Linked DNA regions of Homo sapiens: regions 1, 2 and 3 are each linked to region 4. A link is a loop called in an ENCODE intact Hi-C map of the cell type or tissue named here. Cell type or tissue: sigmoid colon. All regions are shown on one strand. Each heading gives the region's core, and the rest is flanking DNA. Links, peaks and the distances in the headings are about the cores only.

Region 1 (8,096 bases), core at 94-5,093, 240 kb before region 4:
AAATTCAGCTTTGGTCAAATGGAGGGCAAGTTACATGGCCCTAGATGCAACTAATTCATTTCCATCATCACTGTCCATTCTGGCTCTTGTTGGTTTTCTGGCCAAAGAGCAGACATATTAGTCAACTTGTCTGCTGTGTTGGTCAGATTTCTACTGCAACAATACTGTGGGACCAAAAGCAAGAGGGGAAAAAAGGATTTTGGTATTGAACAACAGTAGGCATTTATTTCTTGCTCACTGGTGTTTGGGTACACTGGGTGACTGAGAGTTAAGCAACAGGTTGGGGCCAGGAAGTTCCACCTGTGAATCTAGGACATGCTTTTCTCATGGTACCTAGCAGAACAGAGAGGCCAAGTAAAGTCATGCAAGCACATTCAAGCACTCTATTCATGGGCCTTCCATGACATTCCACTGACCAAAGAGCATCACAAAACCCAGCCCAAAGTTCAGCCAGAAGTGAGATGTCCACAGCAGGCCTAATTGGGAGGCACAGCAGAGTCACAAACTAAAGGGGCTGCTGGGCTATGACAGGGAGAAAGTGTCACATTCGAACAATCATCAGGTCTACCTCACCTGGGCTGCCACATTCACCCTAACCTGCCCTCCTGGTGACAGCCTTGCACTCCCCAACACAGGTAGGCAAGGGGGAACCCTCATTGGCTGGCAGGTAGCCAATCAGATACTCATTCTTACATCATATGATGTCACCTTGATGGTGGAACGCTAAAGTAAAAGCCCACAAAAGCAAATTCAGCTACCCTCATTACAACCCTTCTTAAGGACTGGATTCTCCATTTGTCCCGAATTACTTATAAAAAATGCCTATTCATTCTAATTAGTTTCTTTGGATCTCCATGACTTCTCTGTCAAAGGCCATTGTAGGGACAATTGCATTACACAGACAGAGCTGAGAAGAGAAATCTGTCCAAAAGAGGTAGGAGTTGGGTGGCCAAGAGTAGGGGTGGGTAGCCAGACCTGGGAACTTGTCTTCTAGCTGGGTCTGCATCATAAACACACTGCTGCCTTTATTGAGGTCATATGCCTATGGAGCAGATAAAGAGGTTTAAACAATGCTAAATAAGGTATCCCTTCGCACTGTCGTTGCTTATACAGGGCACCTAAAAAGAAATCATTCCTTTAAGCTTGTTATCTGGTTCTTGTCCATTCCTCTCTCATCCTTCCTTACCTCAGATTCTTAGGGTTTTACTGTCATCTTCCAAATCAATGATTCACTGATCAATACTTTCAGTCCTGCACTCTAATCCTAAATTACTCCTGCCCATGCATCACTTCTTCCTGGATATCCTACCTGCACCCTAAACTCATTTTTGGTCTAGAACTGAATTTGCCAGCTTTCATACAAACCTCTACCCTTTCCTCTATTCTCTGTACCAGTCGTATTGTTCTTATTTTATCCTGCACTCCCTGTAGAGTACACTTTGGCCTCCAACATGCTATTATGCTCACAGTTGCAAGTATCACTGGCTTCCTGGCCACAGACCAAAAGCCATTTAGGCTGTGCAGGCACAGCCCACTTCCAGCTACAGAGGCTCAACAGGCTAAACAGTTTCCCAGCCCCCCATTGCAGCTATAAGGTGGGCATGGCCACAATTCCAAGAACACACCTGAGGTGAAGTATGCAATGGGACTTCTGGGAAAGCTCTGCCTCCCTGATACAGGAGCTGGGGGAAAACTGTTCTGCTTAATCACCTTGAAATCAAGAGAGCACAGAGCTTCAATAGCTGTGCACCCGCTCAAAAAGCTTCCGTGGCTCTCAACTGTCAAGTGAATAAAATCTAAGCTCCTTAGTTCAGGATTCAAATGCCTTAATTATCTGGTCCACATTTATGTTTCAAGTTTATGTCTTTCTATTCCCCTTCATATTAATACAGAATAACTATATTATTTTCTTTTCAAGCTTACAACGTGCCAGATAACCTGCTAGGTACATGACATATAGTATTCACTGTCCACACTGGCCCCTATGTGGTCAGTGTTATAATACTTATTTTACAGAAATTAACAGGATCAGAACTCAAATGTAAGTTTCTCTCCATAAAGCCTCATGTTTTTCAACCCTTATTTCTTGGGTATCTTCTGTGTGTCAGACACTAGTACACCATACCACTTCCTCTTCCAGTTGGATTTTCTATCTGTCCCACTCCTTTAGGGTTATTCTTCTGGGCTCAGCTCAGAAAACTGTTTCATGGGCAATGTCTCCCCTCAAGATGCAGCAAAAAGCCATCAGTGATCACATTTTTCTCTGAAAAAAGAGTGCATCTTTATTTTCTTCTTTTAATCCTTCCTACTTCTAGTATGGTAATATAATTATACCTTACTCCAAATTTGAGGATGCAAGCTCTTGACTAAGGCAAAGTCTGCTGCTTATTCATTTTGTAACTTTCCCCCACTAACCTCCCCCACCGTGATAATAATAAGAAACAACAGTTACTGGGCCTTCACTATGTGGAAGGCAGTGAACTAACACTTTACACATTCTTTTACTTATTCTTATGATAACTCTATGGATTATATTACCCCCATTTTACAAGAAAAGAAAAAAATGTGGCAAAGTTAAGTCATCTGCTCAAGGTCACAAGCCTACTAGATAGCAAAAACAGATTAAATCCAACAGGTTCAGTAGAAATAATTTTTTAAAAATTTTAATGGTATACTACACCTCAGTTTTTATCAACAAAGATACAAAAGGTCTAAACTTTAAAGCACTTGGATCAAAAGGCCCCATTAGGAGTTGACCCAAGTTGTAAAGCCTTTTTTACTGCCAGATTTGAACAACGGGGATGGGTTTAAGAATAACCTTCACTGAGCTTCTCTGGCCAAATTCTGTGTGGGAGGGCAGGAAAGGGAGGAGTTTAATTCAGTATTATCTAGGCCAAGGGATCCGTGCCCAGTGCAACGTATGTGCCAAAGATTTTAGGCCTAAGTTGAAATCTTTGTGCGATTTTGCGAAAGGGATGGTGTGTCCTACATAATTAAATGTGCCTTTAGAGCCAGTATCATATTATGGAATTTGAATGGCTTATATTCAAAGAAATTGATTCCTGCCTGGGAAGGTTATGATGAGGTTGATAACTTCTTTTACGGGTTCCCAAACTGGACCAAGAGCCCACCTACATATGATTTATCTGGGGTGGATGAAAAAAAAATGTATAGATTTCACAGTTAAGGAATAGGGGTGAGTGCCACGTACAAAGTTCACCAGGGGTTTCTGATGAGCTGCAAGATTTGAGAGCCACTGGATTCCAGTTCACTCCACATCTTAACAGCTAACACCTTTGTAACTTCTCCACTTAAAAATAACCAAACAAAAAATCGGAGGGTTTTCTCCTAGTTTCTGGCTTTAGTTTCCAGTAACTGCAATTTTAAAAAGTTCCAGATGATGATTCTTAGGTCTCCTTCAAATGTGGTTACACACACAAAAGGTCCAATCCTAAAGAATCCACTCTCTGGATTTCAGTAATGCCTATTGAGTTTTGTTTGTATAACAATATCAGCTCCGTGCCTGGATAGGATTACACAGAGTCAGGGAGAGCAAGCACGTTCTGAGGAAAGCAGCTTGCCCTTCAATAATCTGATAAACAGGCGTTAACAGAAGCACCACAAGTACTGGATGCCCCGGTCTGCGAGCCTTTGTTGAACCATATGTCAGAGTGCTCCTAGCTCTGCAGAAGATCAAAAATATGGTTGCCCAGTTAAAAGTCATTCTCTGAGCTGCTTTGCAGGAACAAGAGGGAAAGGAAGGGCTTTGCTTATAAGAATGGAATAAATAGTCTCAATATACAATTTGACATCTGAAAGGGCAAAAAAAAATCATCCCAATACGATTCAATAATACATATTTACGTACACACACATACCCTTACATGAACACATTTATGATTCTGTTATCAAGATGGCATTTACACAAGTGTACATATGTGTATATATGTTATTTTCTAGCAGTCTTAGATTATTCCAACAACTTGAATCATTATCAGCTAAAAAATAAAGAAAAATATAAAATTCAGCTAACTACTGGAACTTGCACTGATCAAGACCTCTGTCACCAAATTGACCACAATGTTAAAATACACATCAGCTTCTACATGATGAAAGAGGAATCAAGAGGGAGTAAAAGAACAACGCACAGCTCTCAGGGTCAAAACTAAGTTCTGACAATGTCACTGGCATACCATATACGCTGGCCCAGAGACAGACCGGATGTAAACTTGAGTAATGACAAGTAACTTTAATTAAACTCTCCAACTGCTTATACGTCTGATGAACTTCAAAATGTACTTGCTCATCAAGTTAGGGTCTCTCAGAGTGGTAATCCTTTCTTATCAATCTTTGACAAACTATTAAATTTCCCATTTTTCCCCTGACCAATGGTAGAATGCCCTCTCTCCTTGTGATTTACAAGTCGTCTCAGAAATTAGAAAATGATGTACAGCTAGTGCAATTCATTTTAATAGGAATTTGAATGGCTTCTCTTTCCCTTTTTCGAAATACAATATCCTGAATTGTCCTCTCCGTCCATGTGATAAATCACTTGGGTGCAGAAAATGAAGAATTTTTAAATGGCAAGATAAAAGGCATGATTCTGTATTCTCTGTTTATGAAAGGGCTGCTCTTTGAAGTGACAAAAGCTGTGGTGCTGCTGTGTTTCCACCTGTAAAACTCCTATAAAATTTAATAGAACTTAGAGGGGTACACAAGCCACGGAGTATGAAACCTAATTTCCATCCCAGTTCATTTGATTTCCTAAAATTACATCAACAGCAAAATCAGATAGATTGTAGACACTGGTTTTATGAGGCTTCTAATAGGCAAAACTCTTATTTCAGTATTTAAAGAATAATTACCACTCTGTAATTCAGCCATGGGCCCATCGGAGCCTATTTCTGTCATCTCCTTTCATTTGCCAATAGGTATAACCAACACAGGTTTGCTAACTACCCTATCACATATTTTAGATAATTTAAGAAGAAAAAAAATGATATTCACTAAGATGCAATATAAATCCAGAAGTACAAAAATCACAAGAAAATCCACAAATCAGAAACCAAAAAGACTTAATCATTAAATTCAATTTTCCACTCACTGTATCTAAAATGAGCCACAGACCCGACAGGGCATGTGTATTCAGAACCTGGATAAGGATGATGGTGAAATGAAGTCTTTAACCCATCCATTACAACTACCTTTTGAATCATTCCAGGGAGGCTTTACCTACATGCACTTGTGTAACAGATCTACAGATTCTGTAACTTTAGAAACTCAACTTTCTTTCTCGCCAACACATTATTTCCCACAAGGTTCATTCTAAGATCATTCAATCAAGTCAGGCTTGCTATAATTGGATTCTCCCTCTCCCCCTCCCTCCACTTTAAAAGACCAAAATGATAACACTGAGTTCAGGCTAAAAATGGTATGCAAGTTTTGGAAGAGACCTAGGCACAAAAAATTATATTTAGTATATTCGATGCTTATCAATTCAACAAAAATCAGCTACAAAGGGCCTGTTCCAGAACTTTAGCAATCATCCCACCAAATTAGGTCACCATATACTAAAATCTGACAGAGGTTTGTGCTGTATTTTTCTTAAATGGCAAAGAGAGAATATGATCGAGAGCTTAATAGAAAACACAGCCCACAACATAAGAACAAAAGGTCAAGTCATATTTTGCAAACTCCAAGATTTGTAAATCCATCTCCCTGCCCCACTTCACTAACATCTACCATTCTCAAGAAATCACATTACACTAAAAAAACATGAGTTTTGCTCTAGGTAAGAATGACTAAAGGGAAATCTCCCTTCTGTCCTTCCAATCACACAGTAAATACAGCACAAGATTTAATTGCAGTTTATACCATCATACATCCCAGTGGGGTGGCTCATCTGAGAGCTGAATCAGTGACGCCCTTTAACTTAGACTCCATGACCTTCTGGGTTGTGGTAATTACCCTAACCCAGAAAACAGTCCTCAGAGGGAAATGTCATCAGTGGATAACTTGTGCCATGGGGCACTTTGATTTTTTTTTTTTTTTTTTTTTGTCTTTCCCATTTTCGGGAAGAGTAGGCCTGGGATTTGTTTTAAAAGGTAATTTATTATGAACATACTGCATGGCTTTTGCTTTGGCAGCGTTTTTCTTTTCTTGAAATAAAGAAATAAGGAGAAAGACACATACAGGCCACTGTTTAAGCCTAGAAAACATCCCTTATGGGAGGGTTTCTTAACCTTGGCACTATCAACAATTCAGGACAGAACATTCTTTTGTGGGGACAGTCCAGTGCATTGTAGAATGTTCAGCAGCATCCTTGGCCTCTACCCACTAGAGGCTGGTAGCTCCAAGTCTTGCTGTAACAACCAAAAATGTCTCCAAACATTGCCAAAAGCCCCTTCTGGAGTAAAATAGCCCCAAATTGAGAACCACTGCTTAGGGAGGGGAAAAAAAGAAAAAAAGTTCCCTTAGAATGATGAAGGTCAGCCCTGGCAAGGTCAGAGAAGTGGTGCAGATCCACCCTGCCTCTGGGTTTCAGGCGCCTGTGTCCTCATCACCAGTGAAGCTGGGAGCCACCATAAACAGGAAGTACATCAACAGATCTTCATCTTAAAGGATCTGTCAAACTCTTTGTAATGTGCTATCATAAAACTAAAACTCAAAAGAGGAAAATGCCTGTGTCTGCAAAGGGGGGAAGAGAGCTGGCATTTATACATCAGGAAGGGGAAAAATCCTATGCTTCAAAACTGCTGCACTGGCAAATGCCTGATGCTGTGAGGCCTATTTTTAAAAGGGGGACCGGGGGCACAAAGAAACAGAAACGTGAACTTTTGTTTAATGTTTATAACATCTTCTTTATCTCTTTGACACATCAAGGTAGATTTTATTTTTTTTTTTTTTTTGGAGAGAGAAAGACACAGGAAAAGAAAAAGTAAATCCTACAGTAAAAATAAAGAATAAGCATAGGACCAAGTGAAGTTAACAATCAGCACTTTTATGCTATCCTTAAACAGAAAGACACTGATGAGACAGATCTATGTTAACCCTTTCATACAAAAGGTTGCCGAATACAGTCTACCACAATGTACCATTGGAATAAAGAAGGTTCCGGTTCCATTTGGGGATATAAAAGCAAACCAAGCCTGGCAGCTTGAAAGCTAAGATTTGAGATTACATCCCTTTACAAAGAAATTGGTTACTCAGGTGACAGAGCTCACATCCCAGTAAGGAGGATACAATCTAGTTCTGACTATTAACTCCAGATTGCCCCTCCAAGTCCACATCTTTCCAGTAAGAGAACAAAGGTAGTTCTGGGCAGTCACATCTTTATCCATCAATCTTAAACAACAATGGAGACCTGAGATTAATACTGACTTGGCTCAGGGTAATTAACACTACTCTGCTCCCCTGCTTTTGTGTGAAATATGCTAGAAAACCAATAGAGAGGACTGCAGATGTTTACTTACAGAAAGCCCAAGGGCATTTAAGTGACCAAAGCTTTTTCCCAGGAGCCCTGGAAATTATTTTTCTTTACTACGAACCTGCATTCCACTCTTTCTCCATGAATGAATGTGGTCTTGTTTGATCTAAGCATTTTCCAGAATATCCCTCTGAACCATAAATCAACTCTAAGGGAAAGGTAGTGATTAATACAACAAATGGATCTTGCCATGGTAAATTTTTCATACCTGACAACTATGTCCTAGAGCAAGTATAAAAGACCCTAGCGTTGCAACTTTTAACTATCCAAATACTTGGTAATTATTCTAACAGACCCAGAAGACCCATGACAAATAGGTATTTTTCAATCTCTTGAGGAAGAAATTACTTTTGAGCACCTGAAAGCTAGTATATGGTGGTGTGTCACCCAGTGAGAGAGCCCAGCCAACCACCAGACATTCACATTTCAACATTGTTTTATTGTAAAAGTGCAACATTCAGGAAGCAACAACAACAACAAAAATCCTTTGGGGGAAAAAATAACTCATCAAGTATGCAGTAAAACGTGAACATAAGTTGAAATAGTACTGTGGGTTGCAGTGTGCTTAGCAGAATGTTTGAGGCATTACATGTTGTCCATGTTGGACAAC
Region 2 (7,258 bases), core at 1-5,000, 180 kb before region 4:
AAACAAAAGCAAGCCTGCTTTCAAAGAGAAAAAAAAAAATTTAAGAAAGTTTTGGGAAGCTGTATATTCAATTGAAGACAAAGATGGGACCAGGAAAACACAACGCATTCTGTATTCCAAATTAGTCAATGGAATAATATCGCCAAGATATTATTAGCCTTTTAGACAATGTGACAGTCATTAAAAAAAATTAAGAAACCTGTAGAGTACTTTATGCTTACACTTCAATTAAAAAGACTAGCATTAAAAGATGTAATGCTTGAACAATAGTATTCCACAGAGATGAGCCCTTTAGAGGGAAACAAGAATCCTATAAATTCTCAACACAAGCCTAAAAAGTAAACCTGATGTCATTTATGTCTGCTCATTGGTCCTCAAAGAAAATTCATGTCAAAATTTAAGCTTCCACTCATTTTTCAAGTACAAGGTAGGTTTAGGTGCCTTCCATCCAAACCATTCTACAAATAATTATTCCCCATTAATCCTTCCTCTTTCCATCAAAACAGTGAGTAAAACACTGTCTTGCTATGTTAGTAATAAATGTGGCTTCCATTAGGGTATGTGGTTGAGCCTCAATTTCCTTGACTGTAAAATGGACCTAAAAATGCCAGCCTTCTAAGACTGTTACAAAGATAACGCAAGTTATGGTGAGCAGAGCACCTAACTCAGCACTGGGCATACACTGCTTTTGGTTTTGTTTTTTTTTTGAAACAGGGTCTTGCTCTGTCGAACAGGCTGGAGTGCAGTAGCAAGATCATGGTTCACTGCAACCTTAACCCCTGGGTTCAAGCAGTCCTCCCAACTTAGCCTCTTGAGTAGCTGGGACCATCAGCGCATGCCACTATGCTCAGCTGATTTTTTATTTTTGTAGCTGATCTTAAACTCCTGGGCTCATGCAATCTTCTCACCTGGTCCTCCCAAAGTGTTGGGATGGCAGGTGTGAGCCACTGCACCCAGCCCTAGTGCTTTTTAGTGTCCGACAACATAGTGGAAATTTGCTGTAGAGGATCTGTTTTGTAATAACCATATCCCCACTCCAGCTAGCTGTGTATCACGCATTGGACAGCTAACCCGCCACCACCAATGTTAGCTCTAGGAGTGAGCCTTGTTTGGTTCAAGCCAGTCAATCACTTTTAACCATTCTCGTGGCCCCAGTGATGCATTCAGGTATGGGCACACTGGCCAGTCAGAGAGATTCTTCTTCCTTCCTGAAGGTATTAGACAAAGTGGAAGCCTCGGGGGGTGGTTGAGGACCAAGTAAGGGATTAACAGAGGACCTTAAAATTAGAACCAAAGCCAGGGGGACCAAAAAATCAATTCTGTTGACAAAATTTAAACTCTGCCAGCCTGGGTAACAAGGCGAAACCCTATCTCTACAAAAAATAAAAAAATTAGCGCGTGTGCCATCCTGGCTAACACGGTGAAATCCTGTCTCTACTAAAAATACAAAAACAAAATTAGACGGGTGAAGTGGCGGCACCTGTAGCCCCAGCTGAGGCAGGAGAATGGCGTGAACCTGGGAGGCGGGGCTTGCAGTGAGCCGAGATGGCGCCACGGCACTCCAGCCTGGGAGACACAGCGAGATTCTGTCTCAAAAAAAAAAAAAAAAAAAAAAAAAAAATTAGAGTGTGTGGTGGCACACGCCTGTAGTCCCAGCTACTTGGCTGGCTGAGGTGGGACGATAGCGTGAGCCAGGGAGGCTCAAGTGAGCCGTGATTGTGCCACTCCACTCCAGCCTGGGCAACAGAGTGAGACCCTGTCTCAAAAAAAAAAAAAAAAGAAAAGAAAAAGAAAGAAAGTTTAATAAAATAACTAAAATAAAATATTTAAACCTTCGACAAAGCTGATTTGAAGCTAGCCCTCTCTGAGGGTCTATTTTTACTGGGATCAGTTTTACCTGCTAAAGCACATTTTTCTGTCTTTTGTACCAAAGAAGATCCTCAAATGACACCCATCGTATGCTTTAAACCATCACTTGAAATCCTGGTCATAAATTTCTCCATCCATAAAAGGCCATTGTTGTACTAGAGCTCTCTTAACCCTGGGCTACTTTAAAACCAACCAACCAACCCTATGCCTTGGACTTCACCCCAGACACACATATACATCACAATGTGGTATAAGGAATTGGACTTGAGCAACAGGACTGCCTGTCTAAAGGTAATTCACTTAAGACAGAAGTAAAAGGTACGGTTCTGCTACATACGACAAGAGGTAACAGAAGGGACAGGGCCATCCCAAGAAGGTAGGTTAATCTTATCTTCCTCACACTACGCAAAGTATTGAGGTACAAAGTGGGTTTTCCACAGCAAGGTCAGCATGGGCAGGAAAACTGGCTTCTAAAGTACATGCTGCATGGCGTATGAAGGGCTCTAAGCTCCCTGGAAATAGGGCACAGGCATATTCCTGAACTACTACTGTCAACCTACCACTCACAATGGAAATCAGCGCATGGTGTGTGTTCATCAACAGTGAGGGAATGGCAGCCAGGTGCGAGGCTCACGCCTGTAATCCCAGCACTTTGGGAGGCCAAGGTGGGCGGATCATGAGGTCAAGAGATCGAGACCATCCTGGCCAACATGGTGAAACCTCGTCTCTACTAAAAATACAAAAATGAGCTGGGCATGGTGGCACGCCTGCAGTCCCAGCTACTCGGGAGGCTGAGGCAGGAGAATCGCTTGAACCCAGGAGGCGGAGCTTGCAGAGAGCCGAGATCACGCCACTGCACTCCAGCCTGGCAACAGAGCAAGACTCCGTCTCAAAAAAAAAAAAAAAAAAGTGAGGGAATGAATGAACACATGAAAGATCAAAAAGCTGATGGTTTCTGTGTTCTAGAGGGTAGTGATGGTAAGAAAATGTGTGTGTATCTATGCATGTTATGTACCTGTTTACATAAGCCACAGGCAAAACCACCACCCAGAACCTCACTGACTCTCTAGCCACTGCCCACCTATCACAAACAGCAAGCATTTAATACATGAAGCAAAAAGAAAATGGCCCTGAGTAACCAATAAGCAATTCTTTAGGAAGGCAATTGTTCAGAAATGAACAGGGCAGGACTTTTAACCTCAGCACCACATTTTATTTTTTAACTAGATAAACTACTCATTAAAGGTGACTATATTTAGTTTTCCCTTTTGTTCCATCTCTGTCAGTAATGTGTGACCTCTCCCCCTCCCCTATCTGTAAGAGCATAATCAAGTAATGTGCCACATGATAAAATTTCAGTCAATGAAAAACTGCATATATGATGCTGGTCCCATGAGATTATAATAAAGTATTTTTTACTGTACCTTTTATGTGTTCGGATATGTTTAGATACACAGATACTTACCACTGTGCTACAATTACCTACAGTATCCAGGACGGTAACACATTGTACAGGTTTGTAGCCTAGCAGCATTAGGCTACACCATATGGTCTAGGTGTGCAGTGGGCTGGCTATTCCATCTAAGTTTGTTAAGTACACTCTATGATGTTCGCACAACAAAAGCGTCTGAGGACTAATTATCATTATTACTGGCACTCACATAATTTAAAATAAGACAACACTTTAAGTCCTCTCCTCAAATGCATTTTAATCGACGATGCTGTGATTTTTTTTAAAAACCAACTTTTAAAACTATTATTTGAACAGCAGTCAAAAAGTATATATAGAGTATATTAAGCAACTTAATATTTTATTGGCAAGGAGCAGTGATTTGCAAATAGAAACAGTCTGTGGTTCCCAAGTAAAGATACAGAGTCAGCACACCAAAATTCAATCAATTTTAATACTCTTTGTACTCTTCTAAGCTCAGACAGACAACCAAAGGCGGTGTGGCAATGATATGGTATGGCTATGAATCATGCTATTGATTTTCAATATCTTCTGTGCAGAAAATTAAATTATGCAAATGAATGCCTTTACGGATCCTCACCTTAATGTGAAATTGCATACTTGCTTATGTCAGCAACTTAATTACACAATTAAAAATGGAGCATGCTTATGAAAATATGTAGTTTCACTCTTCAGAATAGACAATAAGTGTAAATCTGCCTATGGTTATCATGTGAATAACAAGAGGGAGGACATGGTGTTATGCACACATATATTCTACCAAGTGTTACAGCACCAAGCCCACTATGGTTTATGGAGGGGAAGTCGTTTTTCAGTGAAAAGCTTAGGAGGACTTTTAGTCATGTTATAGCACAGCGAGAAATTGGAATATCAGTTATGTAAGACACAGAGAAGCCCAGCAGTATATGCTGTACATTGCTGCATTCTCCTCCTCAAAGAGGTCATCTCTAATGACATTTTAACCAACACACACACACACACAGACACCCATGGCCTGACAAACCTGAGCATCAGGAATATCACATTTAAGTAGTCTGAATAGTGTAATAATGAAATGGGTTTAGAAAGGAAGAATACAGTGACTCCCATCATACAGGAAAATCTGAGTCTCTCGATTTTGACAAGGTAAGAGTGGAGATTTCAAAACCAATAGTATTAACTAGCCAATGATGCTTACGTCTCACTCAGCAGGAGGAATCTTAAGTCAAGTTGGTTGCTAGGCAGAGAGCTGAATGAGTGACAGGTATTTTCATCAGGGAGTTTCCATAAACTCTGTCTCTTCTCAGAACTTCTACTGAGCCTACCTCATTTCCAGCCCGAAGCAAAAAAAGATAAAAATATTACCAGACCCGCTCTTTTCCGGTTAGCGCGGCGTGAGAAGCCATGAGCAGCAGTCTCTCGCAACACCCTGTACGAGGCGGTGCGGGAAGTCCTGCACCGGAACCAGCGCAAGCGCCGCAAGTTCCTGGAGACGGTGGAGTTGCAGATCAGCTTGAAGAACTATGACCCCCAGAAGGACAAGTGCTTCTCGGGCACCGTCAGACTTAAGTCCACTCCCCGCCCTAAGTTGTGTGTGTGTGTCCTGGGGGACCAGCAGCACTGTGACGAGGCTAAGGCCGTGGATATCCCCCACATGGACATCGAGGCGCTGAAAAAACTCAAAAAGAATAAAAAACTGGTCAAGAAGCTGGCCAAGAAGTATGATGCGTTTTTGGCCTCAGAGTCTCTGATCAAGCAGATTCCACGAATCCTCGGCCCAGGTCTAAATAAGGCAGGAAAGTTCCCTTCCCTGCTCACACACAACGAAAACATGGTGGCCAAAGTGGGTGAGGTGAAGTCCACAATCAAGTTCCAAATGAAGAAGGTGTTATGTCTGGCTGTAGCTGTTGGTCACGTGAAGATGACAGCCGATGAGCTTGTGTATAACATTCACCTGGCTGTCAACTTCTTGGTGTCATTGCTCAAGAAAAACTGGCAGAATGTCCGGGCCTTATATATCGAGAGCACCATGGGCAAGCCCCAGCGCCTATATTAAGGCACATTTGAATAAATTCTATTACCAGTTCAAAAAAAAAAAAAAAAAAAATTCCAGACCCAAAGGCCCAATTTCTTCCTATAAAAATGTCCTAAGAGTCACCTACTACTGAAGATATCAACGCAACTGTTTCCTACGTGCCTCATTTAATTTCCCAGAGCCACCGGACATAGTTTATAAGAATAAATGTTTTTATTCCAGAATAAAAAAGCAGATGTGTATCCCATCTGCCTTAACTGTGTCTTCGGGAGGATTCTGTGTAATCCTTACTCTCAGTGTTTCACAGAAATATTGACTTCCGGGGAAAAAAAGACTTGCAAGCTGTGTTAACTCTTCTGTGTTAATTTGCAGTCTAAACATTTTTCATACAAAGAGCCCGGCTCCTCTGAATACCACATGAAACAGCATTCGTGACATAGATGTTTTTTCTTAAGTTTTACTCTCAGAGAGATGAAAGGGTCACTGAGTCTATATTGAATATGAATAAATGTTGTTACATAATATATCCATAGGGAATATTTTTCCTACAAGATTGCAAATTCATGATTGAAATTAGAGTACAATGAATGTCTTACTGTTTTTGACAAAGGTGGTCCATTTACATATAGATTTGTGTATATGAATGTCAATGGAAGTCTGAGGTGTCCACCAAGAAAAGAAGATACATGGCCACAAAGGATTCCAAAATAACCCCGGCATTCATCCACAACACTGGTTCATCTGACTGTATTGAACCAGCCATGTCGACTTGACCTCTGCTATGTCATTATCTCCTACAGGGAAAAGTGATTATATGACAAAGGTTATGCAAAGGTGAAAGCAGAGTAAGTCTGTGATGAGAACATCCCAAAGTTCCATCTACAATATGGCTGCACATCCTATGATCAAAGCAAAACAGCGTAGTAACACATAAGGGTATTTCTCATTAACTGTATGTCCAATTCTAGGTCATTCCAAAGGACTTAGAAGCCTGGGAGAATAGGTCAGCTTCCATATAAAATTGAAAACATCAGAACAAAGAAATTCTGGTTCTCCAGTGCCAAAATGAAAACTACTTAGGGTGATGGGTGGGTGGTTCTCATATACAGAGTCCTAGTTCTTCTCCCAGATATACTGCCAAAACATAAGCCAACTAAAAACAAGCAACAGGCACTCACATTGTCAAATCTAGAACGAAGATATCCAGAATGGCAGACAAGCAGTTAAGTAGGTTGTTTATATCTATTTTAATGGCACATCAACAAACAAATTAAAGATCCCTCAAGGATGGTGAAATCTCCATTGAGCACAATTTTCTCTAAATTTTAAAGAGCATTTAAGAACATTAAATCCCACACAATAGTCTAAAATGAAAATCTTTTTTTATGCCTACAATGGGCAAAAGTATCAAATTAAGTTAAAAGTAATTAAATATTCTGATCAACCTCTCATTTCCTTTGTGCCTGTATTTCAATCAATTGTAGTAAAATGTGCTCGGTGAGTGTCCCAAAAAGTAAAATGAAAAAGTGTGTTCCTTTGTAAGCACTGCATTATAAATGGTCCTTCTAGTTGTTTGTAATACTGAGCTAACCTCAAATACAATAGATTATATTACACTAGATTCCCTATTTTATCATATTCAAATATACTTACTGTTTCAACTATAAAAAGTTTTTTTCATCACCTTACATGAATAAAGAGACCTAATATAGAGCCATGATGTTTTTTAAGTAAAATAAAGTACTGAAACTCAGAGGCAATTCAAGGGAAAGAGGAATCACACAGCAATGTCGTATCCTAGAGGGAAAAACAAACAGAAAAAAAAGCATTGTAAAAATGAGCTATAAGCCAGGCAGAGAACAAAATACTGAAGTCCTCTATTATTTTACTCTTAAATAGTGTCA
Region 3 (8,096 bases), core at 2,067-7,066, 85 kb before region 4:
GGTGGCTCACGCCTGTAATCCCAGCACTTTGGGAGGCTGAGGCGGGCGGACTGCCTGAGCTCAGGAGTTCAAGACCAGCCTGGACAACATGACGAAACCTCATCTCTACTAAAAATACAAAAAACTAGCTGAGCATGGTGGCACATGCCTCTAGTCACATCTACTCAGGAGGCTGAGGTATGAGAATTGCTTGAGCCTGGGAGGCGGAGGCTGCAGTCAGCTGAGACTGCACCACTGCACTCTGGCCTGGGGGACAGAGTGAGACCCTGTCTCAAAAAAAGAAAGAAAGAAAAAAGAATGATATCATAAATATATATTCACCTAACAACAGAGCCTCAAAGCATATGAAGCAAAAACTAACAAAATTCCACCTATATCTCCTAAATGTGCTATGAAGACTTGAGAACGCACATCAATTATCTAGCATATGGGTGCAGGGGGTGGCGGGCAGGTGTTGGTTAAAGCACAAGAGCAGCCCCATTCTCTTGAATGACTCCCACATCCCAGACTCCACGGTAAATGCTATTCACACACGATTCATTTCTCACCACAACACTATAAGGCACAAGAGTAAACTGAGGTCCGAAGAGATTAGGTAATTTGTCAAAGTCAAAGTGCCCTGGAAGGGCATGTATCTCATGTTCCCTCTATGCCTCTCAGATGTGGCACTGGGCTTCCCCTGGAGCCATCCATGAAAAACAGGACAAAAAAGACACCTAACAGATGATGTACCTTAATTAGCCTTACATGTTCCCTTACAGTTCCCCGCGCCCCCCACCGCTCCCCGCTTAACAACCTGCACACATGCTGCTTCTAGTAGATTCTGATTCATGCTGATTTCACTAGATAACTGGGAACAGTGTGGGCCAAGGTGAATTCTAATCTCACAGGCGAGCAGATTCTAGAGCCTCCCTTTCATAGAGGCTGGGCCCTTATACAGGAAGAGGTTACCCTGATGAGCAAAGAAAGTTGAAAGGGCAGGGGACAACACATCTGAGAAAATGGCAGGGCACGACGAATCCTAACAAAACAAAGACATATGCAATGATTTAGCTACACATACGCAGCTGGACTGTAAGATCCATGAGGACAGGGATCAGCCTTGTTCACTGTTCTATCCAAGGTACCTGAAGCAGGGGTGCCTGGCATACAGTCTCATGTACATAAATACGTGAGGACTAAAAGCATTATTTAGAACAAAAAAAAAAATGAAAACAAATAAAATGTCCAACATTAAAATGACAGAAAAGTAGACACTGGCCCATTTATGGAGGATCACTATTGCAGCTGCTAAAAATGACAAGGAACAGGAGACAAATATGCCACCCATTATGAACCATGCTGGAAAAAAAAAGGGGGATAATTTAAAGAAATGGGGAAATGTTCACAATATAAAATGAAAAAGTAGATTGCATAACATCAGTCACAGACAGGATGTCTTGACTAACCCTATATGTACAATACGTCTTTCCTATGTGTAATATGTATAGAAAAAAAAAACTATCAGGATGTAGTGACATTAAGTCACATTCATCTCTACATTGTGAGATGATTTTTTAAATTGTCTCTTCTTTTGGCTTATAAGTACTTTTAAAAAAAATTACTTTTCCCTTATCTTATATGTACTTATAAAATGTTCTGCAATGAATACAAATCTGTTGTTTGGCATAATTTCTACCCCCATGATATCTGGTGGTTGTAGTGTAAATCTCCACTCCATAGCATTTTGATACAAAGATTCTGCAGCTGCCAAACAGGCTTCTGACCCTTCACCCAGTGACAAATAGCTGGCAGTTACATTAGAAGAATGGTTCTCTATTAGGGGAGAATCCCCCACTTGCCAGAAGGCATTTGACTACCCCTGGATGTTCCAACTTAGGAGGATGCTAGTGGCATCCAGTGAGTGGAGGCCAGGAATACTACTACACATCCTACAATGCACAGAAGAGCTCCAGCAACACAGAACTATCGGGGCCCAAAAATACCACTAGTGCTAAGGTTGAGAATCCCTGTTTAAAATGAAGAGCCTGAGGATGTATCTTAAATATAAATAAGAAAAGAAACATTAACAACAATATTAAAATATTGTAACTAGAGGAACAAGGTTCTAGAAGGGCAGAGAAGGGGAACATTTGCTCCACTGAATATCCCTTAACCCTAGCCCAGTCCATGACCCAAAGAAAGAGCTCAACAAGTGTCCTGGCCATCAGGGAAAATAGATTGCACCGTAGAGGAAATTCTAATTTCAGAGTCAGGCAGAGGTAAACTTGAAGATCAGCCCTGTCAATGGCTAACACACTCCGCATCTGCAGAATGAGGAATAGAGCACTATTTATTTGATTCTTCATTTTATTTTTTATTTACTTACTTTGAGACGGAGTCTCGCTCTGTCTCCCAGGTTGGAGTGCAGTGGCGATCTGGGCTCGGTGCAACCTCCGCCTCCCAGGTTCAAGCAATTCTCTGCCTCAGCCTCTCAAGTAGCTGGGATTACAGGCATCCACCACCATACCCTGCTAATTTCTGTATTTTTAGTAGAGATGGGGTTTTACCATCTTGGCCAGGCTGGTCTTGAACTCCTGATCTCGTGACCCACCTGCCTCAGCCTCCCAAAATGCTGGGATTACAGGCATAAGCTACTGCGCCTGGCCTACTTTTATATATATATTGAGATGAAGTCTCGCTGTGTAGCCCAGGCTGGAGTGCAGTGGTGTGATCTCTACTCACTACAACCTCAGCCTCCCAGGTTCAAGTGATTCTCCTGCCTCAGCCTCCCGAATAACTGGGACTACAGGTGTGTGTCACCATGCCCGGCTAAGTTTTGTATTTTTAGTAGAGACGGGGTTTCGCCAGGTTGGCCAGGCTGGTCTTAAATTCCTGACCTCAAGTGATCCACCTACCTCGGCCTCCCAAAGTGCTGGGATTCCAGGCGTGAGCCACCACACCTGGCTATTTGATTCTTACATGACTTACATGGATCAATATATATAAAGCTTCTGACACTCTCCAAGGTACACCAGAGGTGCAGTATTCACTGGTGGCCTACAAAGTAACACCCAGAAAACTTCCAACATGGTGCACGGAAATTGCTTAGCTTCAAGCTCAACACCAATGAATCCAGGTCAATTCCCACATGGACCCATTATCATCTTCTAAAGAAATCTGTGTCTCATGAACTAAGTCTAGCCCTAAGGCTTCATCAGGCCCGTTCAGGATAAACAACCACTAGTCATGAGCAACTGTGTGAGCATATAAATCAATGGCTGCTATCATCTATCACTAGTATTTTCTTGTGAAACTTAAAAAAAAAAAAGATTATTAACAATGGGACAAAATGTCAACGACAACTTTTTTCTTTAAGTAGAGATCCAAAGGGATAAGATTACCTCTGCTCAGACTGAAATCAATACACAAGAACTTAATCAACTAAACCCTACCAAGATACCAGATGGTCTCTTAAGTATTTTGGGATTTTTATCTTACAGCCAACACACCCATCTGGTAGTATATAGAAATTATGTTTTTCCTTTAAAAAAAAAAAAAAGAGAAAGAGTGTCCAAATACATCGTGTAATTGAGGTTGATGAACAGGGTTCTAGAAGTGTAGGCAATGAGGAAAAAAATATAAACATACACACAGATAAATGTGTAATTTATCGGAGCCATTAGAGTCAGCAGAGTCATATAAACTTTTACTAGACAACTCCACAGCAAAAAATATAGGTTCAAATTGCTGAATCATTGTTCACATGTAAATAGGATTCCTAAAACTTTTATTGGTAGTAAAAATTAGTTTACATCATAAAGTAAACAAGAAAAGCAAGCTATAAAACCAAACAGTGGTAAAAGACCCTCAAATGACACATTTCACCAAAAAACTCATTTTGCAAATCGAGAGTTAAACAATTAAGTGTTTGAAAATGCTTACATTTGAAAATGAAAACCATCACATTAATAAATTTTAAGATAAAAGTTGACTGTGCGTTTGATGAGGAAGTGTGTATTTGATTAAATCTTCACACTAGTGTTAGGAAACATTTATTCCATGGAAAAGAGCACTCTGGTTAGAAACACATGGGCTCAAACACAAAACTTCTTTCTTACTCAGTTATCATCCTGAGGTCTACGGTCTTCCCTGTGAAAACCGCAGGCACATCCAATGGTTGGATAACTATTGCATCCTAATAAAATCAGGTGCCAAGTTTCCCTTCTCCTGGCCGGGACTCAATCTCTTATGAGCTCTTTTTTGGCTGCTTCTCAACAGTTTTGTGCGGAACTCGTCACTGTGTTCTTCGAACATGAGTCTCATTCCACAAAAATCTTGTACTACACATTCCCACTGGTGTTCCTAGGTGAGTGGCAATGGTAGATTCTGTAATACCTCGCTGGCATTCAACATTTTTAGGATCAAGGTACATGGTGCCCCCACCCTTGGCTTCCTTGATTTGGTTTTGTAACCCTTATGTATTAAAAGATAATTTCTCAGCAGCCGTGTACAGCTCTGGTTTTCACACATTCAATATGTATCACTGCATTTGTACAGGGGAAAAAAAGTACCAGGCTTTTTAATCCCTGGTGCTTATGGGTTTTATTTTTCCTTCTGGGAAGAAAAGGTGGAAGAATTAAGGACAAGGAGAAATCGAGAGAAACCAGAGACTCCCCTTATTAGGTTTAGCAGTAAAACTCAGTGCCCTGTTTATTAGGACCTTCAGGCTACCATTTGTAAAAGATGTTCTTGATGGTCTGCTTTCCACCAGCAGATTATAGCAAGTCTGTTGAAATAATGAGCTCAGGGACATAAGGCAGGATTCAAACCCCAAACCAAGGCTTTACCAATTTCAAGCCCTGTCATCAGCCACATGATCTTGAGCAAGTAACTAAAACTTTAAGTGTCAGTCTGTGCATCTATACGACAACCTATTTCTAAGAGGAGCCAATGTAATATAAGCAAAGTGCCTTGCATTATACTCAACACAATAAATCCAAGTTGTCATATTATGCTGATTTAGCCCTGCTGTGATTTGAAGCCTGCATGTCTCCTCCAAAACGTAGGTGTTGTCAATGTGATGGTATTAAGAATCGGGATCTTTACGAGGCAATTAGGCCATGATGGCTCCTCCCTTGTTAATGAGATTAAGAACCATATAAAAGAGTCTTCAGATAGTGTTTGGTTCACTTGTTTTTCCACTTCTGCATGAGAGGTCACAGCATATCTTCCTTAGAGGATGCATCAATAAGGTGCCACCTTGGAAGCAGAGAAAAACCCTCACCAGACAGCTGAACCTGCTGGCACCTAAATCTTGGACTTCCCAGCCTCCAGAACTGTGAGAAATAAATTTATATTGTTTATAAATTACCAAAGCCAGGCACAGGGGCTCATGCCTGTAATCCTAGTACTTTAGCAGGCTGAGGTGGGAGGATCACTTGAGCCCAGGAGTTCAGGACCAGCCTAGGCAATACTGTAAGACCTCATCTCTTAAAAGAAAATAGAAAAAGGAAGGAAGGAGGGAGGGAAAGAAGGGAGGGAGGGAAGTGAAAAGGGAAAAGGGAGGGAGGGAGGGAGGAAGTAAAATAAATTAACCAGTCTCCGGCATACTCGTGTAACAATGAAAAACAAACTTAGACAAACCCAAAGTTAACACTAGGTTTTTTAACCTTGGTAATAAACTCACATATGACTGTTCTTTGACACTGCTATACTATATGAAACGTCTATTTGCTTCTTCACTTTTGGATTTCCTGAGACAGCTCAAGGAAAAGGCATTATTTTTTCATGTAAATAAATAATTGCTTCAACAAAGATCAGAATCTTTAAAGTGGAGATTGCCTCACCAGCAGCCCCCAACCCTCATTACTTTTCTTATTTGGAGTTTGAAATATACACGGAGCACAGAAAACATTCTCTTGGGAAACATTCAAGCAACATGCCATTATTCTTCCAATACAAGGTAATAGAACCTAATAGAAAAATGTCTGCCCTCTCTCTCTGACTGTATTACAGATGGCAGCCAAATGAGTGTGTGTTCTGCAGCAGAAAGCCTGGGAAGTGCAGGCATTAGACGTTCCCTTGGTGCATCAGCCTGGGGTCACCCCACTCAAACACCCTGCATTTAGCTGCCAACAAAAAATGAAATGCCTTTGTCTCAGGACAGAGGAACTGAGGTATTTCAAGATGTGTAATTCCAAAAGAAAACCTCTCTTTTGCTGCCCAGTTTTCATTTCCCCTCGGGTGAAAATGTGTAGCCTGGTAGGAGCAAGCTAGGTGTCTTCCACCTGGATCCTTGGTGCCTATGTGTGAAACACAGGAAGGCATTCAAGGCAGGAAAGAATGGGGTCCTGGAGGGATGCCAGGGAATCCGCAGAAGTTAGGTGCTGCTAAGTCCAACTAAGATGCAGTCATGAGACCTTATGAATGAAACAAGGATTGCCTGGGTAACGAATGGACAACTATGTTAACGAATCTCCTAATATGTTATTTTAATCTCAGAGTGTCTTCATCACCATGGGGGTCCACAACACCCTGCAGTAGTCTCCTTTACTAATTCCACTGTCAGGATATTCTCAGGTGACAATGCATAGGACTGGTTTAATCAAACATGAAGCCTCCACTTATCATGAAGTTGCAGCCTGTCTTGGGCTTCAGGCATATCAAAAGCAAGACAGAAAAATAAAACCCAAGAGGACAGAGGATTCACGGATGGGTACAAGGGAGTGTCAGTAGATAGACAAGCCATAACGGGCCTCACAGGCCGCAATCACAATCAGGACACTTCGTAAGGGAACATCTCAAGGCATCAAGGGCACCAAACATTCAGTGGTTTCAGAAAAGCAGCACCAGCTCCAAGGTCAGAGTTTGAATTGCTAACTCTTTTTTTTTTTTTTTTTTTTGAGACGGAGTCTCACTCTGTCACCCAGGCTGGAGTGCAGTGGTGTGATCTCAGCTCACTGCAAGCTCCGCCTCCCAGGTTCACACCATTCTTCTGCCTCAGCCTCCCAAGTAGCTGGGACTACAGGTGCCTGCCACCACGCCCGGCTAATTTTTTTGTATTTTTTAGTGGAGACGGGGTTTCACTGTGTTAGCCAGGATGGTCTCGATCTCCTGACTTCGTGATCCGCCCGCCTCGGCCTCCCAAAGTGCTGGGATTACAGGCGTGAGCCACTGTGCCCGGCCAATTGATAACTTTTAATGAGCTGGATGAACCTGAACAATTACAGGATCATCTAGCTCATTAATCGCACATACCATGTGGCTCAGTTTCCTTCTTTAGAGAAACAATGGTATTGACCCTCCTTTGGGGAGTTGTTATGAGGCTTAAATTAGATAGTATGTGTATGGTGCTTAGTATAATATCTGGCATGTAAGAAAACTGCAATTCCTCTTTTGTTTAAAAATTAATCCAGATAATGGTGTGAAAGACGGTAAAATGAAAGACAGGAAGAGCTGTTCAAACACTGCCAATTCCAGTTATCACGTGCTTAGTAAAGGAGAATAGTCTGGCAGTTTCCCATAAAACTAAATATGTACTTACTATACGACCCAGCAATGGCACCCTTGAGCATTTATCTCAGAGAAATAAAAACTTAGGTTCACTCAAAAACTATGTACACAAATGTTCATAAGCAGCTTTATTTGTAATAGCCCCAAACTAGGAAAAGCCCAGATGTTCTTCAACAGATGAACGGATAAACAAACTGCCACATCCCTACCATGGAATACTGCTCAGGAATAAAAAGGAACAAACAACTTGGATGGGTCTGGGGAGCTACACTGAGTAAAGCAAGCCAGCACCAAAAGGTTATGTACCGTATGATTTCCTTTATATAATGACATTCTCGAAATAACAATGGGTTAGTAATTGCTAGAGGTTAGGGATGTGGGGGTGGCTATCAAGGGGTAGCATATGAGATCTTTGCAGTGATGGAACTGTCCTGTATCTAGATTGTGATGCTGGTCACACAAATCTACACATATGAAAAAAATGCATAAAACTATACATACACATACACACCACAAACACCACTGAGTAAATACAAATAAGTGCATGTTAAACTGGTGAAATCTGAATAAAGTCTGTGAATTGATAATGTCAGTTTCTTGGT
Region 4 (5,000 bases), core at 1-5,000:
TTGTATTTTTTGTAGAGATGAGGTCTCACCATGTTGCACATGGCTGGTCTTGAACTCCTGGGCTCAAGCAATCTGCCCACCTGGGTCTCCCAAAGTGCTGAGATGACAGGCATGAGCCACCATGCCCAGCCTACATTTGATCTTTTAATTTTTTTTTTTTTTTTTTGAGACAGGGTCTCACTGTGTCACTCAAGCTGGAGTGCAGTGGCATGATCACAGTACACTGCGGCCTCAACCTCGTGGGCTCAAGCAATCCTCCCATCTTGGCCTCCCAAGTAGTGGGGACAAAAGAGTGCACCCAGCTAATTTTTCTTTTATTATCTGTAGAGGCAGGGTCTCCCTATGTTGCCCTGGCTGGTCTCGAACTTCTGGGCTCAAGTGACCCTCCCGCCTCCCAAAGCACTGTGATTATAGGAGTGAGCCACAGTGCCCAGTTTTATCTTTTAATCATTTGCACAGGCAACCTCATTCTGGGACAAATTCAGTGACTATTGCCAAATCCCACAAGAAGCCCTCACAGAGCAGGCTCTTCTCAGCCCCTCCTGAGTCCCTCCTGAGCCACTCCCTCTACCTCGTCAGTGGCTGCTTAACCTAGATCAAGCTCAGGTGGAAAATTAAAGGTGGGGAGCAGTGTACTCCTTGGCTTCTATAATATTAATAAAACAGCCCTTTTATTCTCTAAACAGGATACAGCCGAAAACAGTTTCAGTGACCACCACCCAACATCTAACAGAGGTCAACTCTGAACCAAAGCAAACCAAGGGCTAATTTCTGGGCACCAAGTGCTTTAGAGGGAACTTCAGATGCCCTAAATTTTTCCCATAAGCTCCGGGTTATGGAATGTGACCACATGAAATGTAACCCAGGATGACAGTATTAACTACAATTGTTTAAATCTCTTAATTCAGAATGTACGCATATTGCAATCTTCAACCTGCCTAGAAATGGCATTTCATTGTCCCACATGCTGAATGGAAATCAAGATTTAAAAAGAACAAACAACGTGTCACTGTAAAAGCAAAGTGTTAAAGCAACAGCCCAGTAGCAATGTAATCCCAGCACTCTGGGAGGCCGAGGTGGGCAGAGCACCTGAGGTCAGGAGTTCAAGACCACCCTGGCCAACATGGCGGCACTCCGTCTCCACAAAATTACAAAAATTAGCTAGGCATAGTGGCACGTGCCTGTAGACTCAGCTACTCAGGAGGCTGAGGCAGGAGAATCGCTTGAACCTGGGAAGTAGAGGTTGCAATGAGCTAGGATCTCACTACTGCACTCCAGCCTGGGTGACAGAGTGAGACTCCATCTCAAAAAAAGAAAAGAAGTCTCCAGGAAAAGGCAGGGAGACAAGGGAGTAGGAGAGGCTCCTGAGTAACTACTCTAGGGCATTTTAAGTGATCTCACGTGAATGCCAAGGAAGTTACTTTCAATCAGCACACAGGTGTATAACTGATTCTACTCTGTTAACTTGGGAGCTGTTTAGAATAGAAAGGCAAATCTGAAAGGGCTGTTTGTTTTGCTGCATTAAATCATCAGCATTCGCTGGATCGCTTCATGTAAACAACAACATAATCTTTTATTCAGTGAAAACAGGTCCATAATTAATGGGAGATACTCAAAGCTTCACTATGGAATAGTCACTTTTCCCACATCAGCCAACCCTTCCTATGACCTTTCTTCTTTCAGCAACAACAGCAACTTCCCCTATTTCCAAAAGGCCCTGTTTATGCCTATCTTTATTAGTGTTTTAAGTCCATCAACCCTCAAATGTGAACACTGTTTAGAAGGAAACATCAAAGATTTTATTCCATAACTGTGTCAAAGGAACCCAGTTTAGAGACTGGGTAAAGATTCTTCATTTTCAAACATGATACATGAGGGAGAGGGAAAAAAAACCTGTACAATCTCACACCCTGTAAAGAGAAAGATTGCTGATTTCCAAATATTACTTTTGCCTTTTCCTAAGGCCATAACGGATGCCCATCAGAACTAAAGCCCGCACATGCAAATAAAATAAGAGACAGCTTAGAGGGAGATTCATGATTCACCCGACATTAATCATGGAGCCTCCAATTCTGACACATCCAAGGTACACAGCTGAGCTTATCCATCTGAACTGTTTCCAATGGCAGCATCCTAGATATAATGTAATTACAATACAAAACATATCAAAACCAGAGTTTCACTCTGAGGGCCGAAAGACAAAAATCAATTAAAAAAAAAATCTGCTGAGCTTGAGAATGTAAACTAGATAAAAGGTTAACACTCTGAAGTAACATATTTTATACTGTGTCAGAGGCAATTAAATTCCCAGTGATTGGAGATATGTATCAGAGTTTGAATGAACTATGTGTAGGATTTGCTTTAAAATAATAAGGTGTTGGGGAGGAAGAGATGAGAGAAGATTGAGTTGTGAGTGTTGAAGTTGGGTGGGGGATCCATTATATTTTGCTATTTTTGTAAACGTTTCTACAGTGCTTTATAAAGATGTATATAGCAATGTAATATGCCTAATATCATGTTTGGTAACACTCTTAGCTTTGCACTTGGAAAGCATCACTTGAAGCATTATTAACCCTGAATGGATCCCAAACCTGCCACACTGCTGTTCAAAGACTAAAATCCACTGTTTCCAATCCACTGGGAAAAAGCTCATGCCAGGGCTGTGTTTCCAAAACCCTGCCCAAACTACAGCTAACCCATATCCTGAACAGGAGCTGAGAACTCAAATGCAACTGAAGAGTTATGCTGAGTTATGATTCTGAGAGGAAACACAAAAATACTAAATAAAAAGGGATTTTGGCTAAGACCTCACAAGGACGACCCTACTCCAAAACAGAAGCATTTTTATCCCTCATGTCAAACAGATAAGCGCTTTCGAGGTCATAGCAGGCAAGAAGTAGGGGTCCCAAGGCTAACTCCAGCCCCCAGCGGGTTTCGAGAAAGCCAGGAGCAGCATCGCCAGGCCGAGGCCGCCGCCTCGCGCCAAGGCGCGTCTGCAGCCCCAGAGCCTGGGAACCCGGGCACGCGCGCCCCATCCCTGAGGCGTGGAGGTGGCCGAGGCCGACCAGTGTGGAGGTGGCAGGAGCCCCACCAGTGGCTCGGGGGCGCCCCCTGAGGTCCAGCGGCGTCGCGGCAACCTCGGAAAACGAAAAGCCAGCGTCTCCCAGAGCTCTGATATTTTAACTTTACCTTGCTCCAAAGCCTGCTGCTCCCTCTCGGGCTGCACTTTTCCAAACCAAACCGCCCTCTTCCCTGCGCCTCCCACCACTGTCCTTTCCCTTTCCCACACCCCTCGGCTCCCGGACCAGGAAAGGGGCTATTTACCTCGCAGCGTGGGCGCGAAAAGAAAATGAGAAGACGAAAATGGTCCAAGCCCCACGAAGGCTGGTTCCCTGGCAGTCCCATTTTGGATCTCAAGCTTCCTCACACACCAGGGAAAAGAAAACCACGGTCAGCCCACTGACTGCATCCCCGAGCGCAAGAAGGACAGAAGTGGAATTGGAAATTCCTCTAATTTGCAAGGCAGCCCTCCACGACCTCCCACTGCACCCATTAAAGAGTGGCCCTCACAAAGCTCAACCCCTGTGTGCACCTGAGCCCGCTCAGTCGTCAAGTCCGTGGTAAAGCAGGGGAGACTAGAAAGGAGAGATGATTAACCCAAATACTGAGCAGTGATCTTTTAGTGAATGAAGGCAGCTGTTTCTAAGGGGAGATGTCCCCATGGCCTACACTACCGTAGAGGCCGTAGAGGCAGGACTCCAGTGGGCAAACCCCAGGCCCCAGTGTCCTACCGTAGAGGCAGGACTCCAGTGGGCAAACCCCAGGGTGAGTGTGGACGCACGTCCTAGCTCGGCCTCCGAGCTGCGTTTCTGGGCTGGAGCTCCGTGCCGCTCCGCGGGCAGGAGGATGCGCAGAGAGAAAAGGGGGTGCAGAATACCAGACGGTGTTTTCCCTTTCTGCCCCTCGAGGCCATCCCCGATTCTGCAAAGGGGGCATTCGCTGCCAGTCCCCCGAGGGGATCCCCAAGGGCGACGAGGGCTCCCGCGCGCCCTGCTCCGGGTCGCACGACGGGACTAAGGGACCCGCTGCACCAAAAACGGGCGCTCCAGCCGCCCGAGGACAGGCGTCTGTAACCAGGCAGAGCGGAGACCTCGGGGCACATTCCTCTTTTTCTTGATTCAGATAACCTCCACCTCCGGGTATGCAGGAGTTGATGGATGAGAGGGCAGAAAAACGGGGAATTCTCTGTCCTTAGGGGAGCGAGGGATGAAAAGCAAATCACCCCTTCTTCCAGCCCTTCCCCGGGCTAGGGCAGGACTTGGCCTCCACCCCAAGGGACAGCTACGAGGGAGCTCGGGGCTGCTGCCCGGGGGACCTGCAAGAGAGGAGAGGGAGGCAGCTGGCCTCTGCCCTCCCCAGGGGAGAGAGGAGGGGGAACTGCCAGCTGAGAGCTGGAAGTGGAGGGTCGCCGAGCCGCACACCGTTACGTGCGGTGATTTATTCTTATCAACGGCCAGTATTGTTCCTGTCTTAACCTGGCCAGAAAGGAGCGAGACTGGGTCTGCCAGCCGCGAACAGCCTGCAAAAGGGCAAAGATGAAGGTAGGCAGGGCGCGCGAGACAGGAAAAAAATCAGCCCCGGCGCGAACAGCAACCCGGCCGCCGAAACCGCCCCGGCCGCCGAAACCGCCCCCGCCCCCTCCCCGCGTCCAGACCCAGGCAATCCAATCGAGCAGAGCAGCGGAGGGAAAGGGCCACGGGCCGGGGCTAGGGGAGACACGGATCTCTCCGAAACCGCCTGCGCCCTGCCGTCTCACTGCGCCCAAGGAGGCTGCCTCACGCCGGCACCGAAGTGCTGCCCGCGCCCCAGCCCCCAGAGAGAGGGAGGACGCCCCCGACCCAGAACGCAGGCTGCTCCCCACACATCCTCAGTCCTCCGCAGCCAGCCTCCGACTTCCATTCCCCGAAACCTAGCCCTCCCAAAGGGATGGAGAACAGCAA

The links. A loop is a pair of places that touch in the nucleus more often than their neighbours do. Peaks named below come from ENCODE experiments on the same cell type or tissue, not always from the same donor. Only the 100,000 strongest peaks of a DNase experiment are listed, where the experiment ranks them.
Region 1: it touches region 4 in a loop (4-fold over the local background); 14 of 110 quality-filtered maps call a loop at or near these places.
Region 2: a loop joins it to region 4, with 2.4 times the contacts of the local background. A loop is called at or near these places in 8 of 110 quality-filtered maps.
Region 3: a loop joins it to region 4, with 9 times the contacts of the local background. A loop is called at or near these places in 6 of 110 quality-filtered maps.

Annotation. Positions count from the first base shown.
Region 1 is chr3:61,803,492-61,811,587 of GRCh38, reverse strand. The region is part of intron 2 of PTPRG (protein tyrosine phosphatase receptor type G); the gene reads right to left. Among named protein-coding and RNA genes, the nearest start is that of PTPRG, 250 kb to the right of the region's middle. In sigmoid colon, for the core only: no CTCF peak of the experiment used is centred there; DNase peaks (open chromatin) are centred at 1,507 and 2,887; H3K27ac peaks cover 1,426 bases.
Region 2 is chr3:61,740,572-61,747,829 of GRCh38, reverse strand. The region is part of intron 1 of PTPRG (protein tyrosine phosphatase receptor type G); the gene reads right to left. It also overlaps the pseudogene RPL10AP6. Among named protein-coding and RNA genes, the nearest start is that of PTPRG, 180 kb to the right of the region's middle. In sigmoid colon, for the core only: no CTCF peak of the experiment used is centred there; no DNase peak of the experiment used is centred there.
Region 3 is chr3:61,646,580-61,654,675 of GRCh38, reverse strand. The region is part of intron 1 of PTPRG (protein tyrosine phosphatase receptor type G); the gene reads right to left. Among named protein-coding and RNA genes, the nearest start is that of PTPRG, 89 kb to the right of the region's middle. In sigmoid colon, for the core only: no CTCF peak of the experiment used is centred there; a DNase peak (open chromatin) is centred at 4,205.
Region 4 is chr3:61,562,832-61,567,831 of GRCh38, reverse strand. All of the region lies in intron 1 of PTPRG (protein tyrosine phosphatase receptor type G), which reads right to left. Among named protein-coding and RNA genes, the nearest start is that of PTPRG, 3.8 kb to the right of the region's middle. In sigmoid colon, for the core only: a CTCF peak has its summit at 3,111; DNase peaks (open chromatin) are centred at 3,071, 4,381 and 4,661; H3K4me3 peaks cover 2,539 bases; H3K27ac peaks cover 359 bases.